Linked DNA regions of Homo sapiens: region 2 is linked to region 1. A link is an interaction called in ENCODE POLR2A ChIA-PET data of the cell type or tissue named here. Cell type or tissue: HepG2. All regions are shown on one strand.

The links. Peaks named below come from ENCODE experiments on the same cell type or tissue, not always from the same donor. Only the 100,000 strongest peaks of a DNase experiment are listed, where the experiment ranks them.
Region 2: POLR2A ChIA-PET joins it to region 1 with 5 read pairs; 4 of 35 experiments call an interaction of 5 or more read pairs at or near these places.

Annotation. Positions count from the first base shown.
Region 1 is chr3:47,442,009-47,444,508 of GRCh38, forward strand. It overlaps SCAP (SREBF chaperone), which reads right to left. Exons shown (of 23, transcript NM_012235.4): 2 at 864-1,083. The coding sequence starts at 985. Among named protein-coding and RNA genes, the nearest start is that of SCAP, 33 kb to the right of the region's middle. In HepG2, no CTCF peak of the experiment used is centred here; DNase peaks (open chromatin) are centred at 1,403 and 1,853; H3K4me3 peaks cover 1,450 bases.
Region 2 is chr3:47,816,019-47,818,518 of GRCh38, forward strand. It overlaps DHX30 (DExH-box helicase 30), which reads left to right. Exons shown (of 22, transcript NM_138615.3): 4 at 2,004-2,099. Among named protein-coding and RNA genes, the nearest start is that of DHX30, 14 kb to the left of the region's middle. RefSeq lists an enhancer at 1,564-2,064. In HepG2, no CTCF peak of the experiment used is centred here; no DNase peak of the experiment used is centred here.

The DNA.
Region 1 (2,500 bases):
TTCATCTTTCTTACTGATAATCAGGGAAGAGCTTGAGATCATTAGCAACTGAACTGAACAGGGAGTTCCCTCCTGACTTCTCATCCTCCCTTCAGCATAGCACTGAAAACATCTATAAATGTTTTAGACAATGAATCTGAAGAACAGAATTCTTTCCAGAGAAAAGAATAAGATGGGCTCTTTTCACAGCTGTCAGCATTTTAGAGTTAAAAGGGTCATCAGATGTCATCTCATATCAAACTCCTCCTTTACGACGTCATTGTCAGCCATAGCCTTCAGGCTTCTATGAGGCCTTGAGAAAGACAGACAGGAACAAGGGCAGCTACAGCTCTCACAACTGTCCTTGGCAAGTGCAGCTGGCCACAAGAATCAACAAGAAGTCTGAAGCAAGCTCCATGTGAACACAAGAAAATGACTAGAGAGCAAAGAAGCAAGTCTCTGAGGTTAGCCTGCCACAGGTTGTCCAAGATACTGTTCTAATGGACTTTGCCTCGCAACACACAAAAAAGGCTCTTGCACTTAACCAGGTACTAAAACGAAACCACTACTATTGAGAAAGAAAACTGAAGTATCATATCTTTCAATTATTTCAGTGTCTTAGAAGTATCTAAACATTATTTTGAGATAGAGTACCAGTGATATGAATAAATCTGGTGAATCAGTAGGTCAGGGCCAGCCAGGACTATTTTATTATATTAGCTAACCAGGCCAGGACTAGAGTTCTCCACTCACAGTTATAAGGAGCCCAAGCTCCCATTGTGTAAAAAGCATACAGAGGCCAAGGGCTCCATAGTGGTTAGGGTTAGAAAACCTACTGTCCTAAGACACTGGCCCACCATATCCAAGGCAACCCAAAAACATACCAGCAGGCTAAGATGCAGAACCCTGTGAAGAGGATGATGGGGATGGGATAGGATGCACAGAGGAGCCCATGGTTGTAGAAGGCCCGAGATATCTTCTCACGCAGCCTTTCAGTCAGGGTCATCCTCAGCCGAAGTCACCTTGCTGCCATCCCGGAAAGTGACCATGGATCACCCTGGCACACACTTGACAGCACTGACAAAGAACAACATGTGCAGGTACCTGGTAAGAAGGGAGAAAAGCCAGTTAACAAAGAGTACTTGGCTCTGCACACTAGGGCTGCTGGAGGGAGGCGATAGTTATGTGGCTGGGGAATGGTTTCAGAATGCCTATATGCAAGGTCTAGTGACCTCAATCCCAAAATACACACACACACACACACACACACACACACACACACACACACACTCTCTCTCTCTCTCTCTCTCTCTCTCTCTCTCTCCCTCCCCGCCCAACTCCCTCCCTCCTATATTAGGCAATGCTAAAAGGCCACTCCCCAAAGGGCATTTTTCTCATGTGTGGCACACGAAACCATGCCTGTGTAACAGACGTCACCTTCAGCTGCTCTCTGTCAAACAGGCATTCTTCCCCCCCCTCCTCTATGCACAAATCCCACTGAGAAAAGTCCTTTACATAGGGATACAGAGAAACCCTTTACATAGGGATGGCCTCCTCAAAACACACTGTTGTACAAATAGTGATTCACTCGTGAAGAAGGTCTAGCGAGGTCAGCCCTCAACATAAAAACGCTAAAAAGCTTAGGTCTCTGACATAATGGTCACCAAGCAAAATTCACTCTGGTAGAACTCTCTGCTCTTGGTCCTATAGTTGTTCCTGGGAGTGCAAAGGCAGAGAGCAGCTCCTGTTCCTGCCTGCCCAGTACCCGTCCCCTTCCATAAGTTAACAGCAGCCTGGTATGGCTCAGGGGAACCACCTCGCTCCACAGGATTTAACCTGGATTAACTATGAGTCAAGGTGCCCCGTGCCGACCCAAGCTACACAAATTGGGCCTCTCTCCCTGGACTTTGACTTCTAAACACAAACAAACAGGAACTTGGATATTCATGATGTTTATTCATCCCACAGAGGTTCCTGCTCCCAAGATCCCCAGGCTGTTCTGGCTCCCATCCTTTCTGAGGACTGGCTCATCAACTTTTTTTTCCGTTTTGTAAGCTATTCTATACCCTTCTAATAAATTATCTTTTTGCTTATGTTGGCCAAAGTTAATTTCTGGTGCTTTCAAACAAATAACATTAAACCAATAAAATCAGAATAGAAAACTCTAGGAGGCCCAGGGATCTAGAATTATCTTCCCTACTGAGCCCTCTGATGGAATCCAAGTTTAAACCTACTTCTCTTGTTCCATGTTGCTGTTTTCTTCGGTCTGTGCTAGAGGGAACCTGCCCAGACACATTTCTTGGCTTGACTGTACTCACTGATGAAAACCCAGACTCAAAGATGACTCCTCATAAGTGTCAAGATCAGAAACAAGAAGCAAAAGGAGTCACACCACAGCCAACTCAAAAGCCAAAAGGAATGCCTATTGCTCGTTCTACCTTTCCGAAAGCAGAAGCGTTAAGCGCACATGCAAGTTTCCAATCCAGGAACCCTTTATTTTTTTTGACATAGAATCTCACTC
Region 2 (2,500 bases), 370 kb after region 1:
TCATTTCCAACCTTAGCTTCAAGGCAGAACTGGAATTAGTTTCAAAATAAACCTTGATCCTAGGCATTTAGTTCTAGAAGATCCTACAAGCACGTCTGCTGTAACTCTATGTATGTTTTCTGTAAAATCACATACCTATAAAATAAAAAGAAAAAAATCACACATCTATAATATTATAAGAGAGCTTATGGGAAAAATAGAATTGGGCCAATGCAACTGCAACTTTTTGACCAAAATATGACAAAAAACAATTATTGGTGCTTGGGAAGATGCTTTGGACTACCTAGACAGGCAGCTCAGGGTGATGTGATGCTGCAAATGTACAAAGAGCCGTCTTCTTTTTTTTTTTTTTTTTTTTAAGACGGAGTCTTGTTCTGTGGCCAGGCTGGAGTGCAATGGCGCGATCTCGGCTCACTGCATCCTCCGCCTCCCGGGTTCAAGTCATTCTCGTGCCTCAGCCTCCTGAGTAGCTGGGACTACAGGCACACGCCACCATGCCCTGCCAATTTTTGTATTTTTAGTAGAGACGGGGTTTCACCATGTTGGCCAGGATGGTCTCGATCTCTTGACCTTGTGATCCGCTGGCCTCAGCCTCCCAAAGTGCTGGGATTATAGGCGTGAGCCACCGCGCCGGGCTACAAAGAGCCTTCTAATGTGAGCAGAGCTGGCAGTTACCGAGGAAGCCCAGGTGGAGGTGGAGTTCTGAAACAGCCACTGTGGTGAAGGAGTGTGTGCAGCTGGGACTGTGGGGGAGGAGGGTTGGAGTGCAGGACTTGCTTCTCCCCTAACATTTTGTTGTGAAAAATTTCAAAAATACTGAAACATTGAAGAAATTGTATAGTGAACACCTTTGTATCTACCACCTTGATTCTCTATAGGTATAGGCACTCAATTTTAATAAAAAAAAAAATAGCTGAAAGGGCTTTTTCTTTCCTGCTGAAGATTATAATTCTACTCCTGCTTTTTCAGCTCCTTTGCTTTCAGAATTTTTTGAAACAAGAGTCTTGTTTTACTGATATCTTTCTCCTCTTTACCAATTGTATATGAGTCAATTTGCATTCCACAAATGAACATCTTTGTAGAACAGGTGGTTTCTCAAGCTTCAGGTGTGTGTGGCCATCTCTGCTCCCCTTCTACCCCATTTACTGTACTGAAACCAGAGGGGCAAAGAGAGCAAAGAGTGCATGCATTTCTCCCAGCCCCAAGACTAGTGACTCTCTGAATGTCACCATTTAGGTGGTTTAAAAGGACCTTAAGCCTTCCTTACCCATATATTTCCACCTTCCTTACCCATGTATTTCCACCTTCCCGTGGAAGACTCAGTGCCTTAATTTTCGTTCATGTACCTCAAGTTGTTGGGACTTCTTAGAAATGTACTTTCTGGTTACTAATAAGTAGCATTTAGCCCCCAAATGAATGGAAGTATTTGGAATGGCAGGTTGTTCTCTTTTAGAAAGAGGGAGAAGGCTGGTAAGTGTGCGTCTGGTTTTAGCTCTCAAGCTGGACCCACATAGTCCAGTCGTCCCTCTCTTACCCAGCTCTTGGAGGGAAAGAATGATTTGAGATTTGGTGGCTGAGGTAGCCATCTGGGGAACGCATAGCAAAGGCGTAGGTAGCTACCATAAGAAGCAGACACGTGGTGCTTTTGAGTTGATGTAGTACCAAGGCTTTCAGCTTTCTCCTGTTGTCCTGTCACATCCTCACAACTTAAGACTAAGAGAAGTATATAGGATGGGTGTTAACCTCATAGGGGGTAGCTAAGGGAACAGGAAGAGTTTGAGGGCTCTCTCTAAGGCTGTCACATATCACATCATATGAGACGCTTGCCTTCTTCCTGTGTGGCGTTGTTAGTGCTGTTCCTCAGAACCTGTGGCTGCTCCCAGCACTGTCCAGCAGCCCTGTTGCCCAGAGCTCCTCACGGATGCTCTGAGTGAGTCAGTTCAGGGGTCTGTGACTGTGAGGGGTGAGAACATGTCGCCCTGATGCCCTCTCTCTTTCCCCAGATCGGGCCCAGCACAGGCAGCGTCAGTGCAAACTTCCCCCACCCCGCCTTCCACCCATGTGTGTCAACCCTACCCCAGGAGGGACCATCTCTCGAGGTAAGGGAGGAGCCTTGCCTCCAGCAACAGCTTGGTCCAGGGTCTGTGGGGAGGTGGGTGGCAATGGGAGCCCTGGTGCCAGGGCCACAGCCCTCCAGAAAGTGAGTGAGGAAGGGTGGGATTAGCAGAGCTATTGGAGCCCTGAGGGAGAAATTACTTGGAAAAGTCTGGATTTTTTCATGATCCCTTGACTCATGGCCTGGACCCTGCAGTCTTCTTGGGCCTCCTTGTGTGGCCTGGACTAAAGCCTAGGCTCAGTTTGGGTGGTTCTCTCAGCACCCGCATGGAGAATCCGCAGGGCTTGGGGCCTCGAGGCTCCTAGAAGTCCCTGATCAGGTGGCTCAGAGAGCAGGGTGCTTGTAGCAGGGCTGGAACAGATAGCCCTGACTCAACCCTAGTGC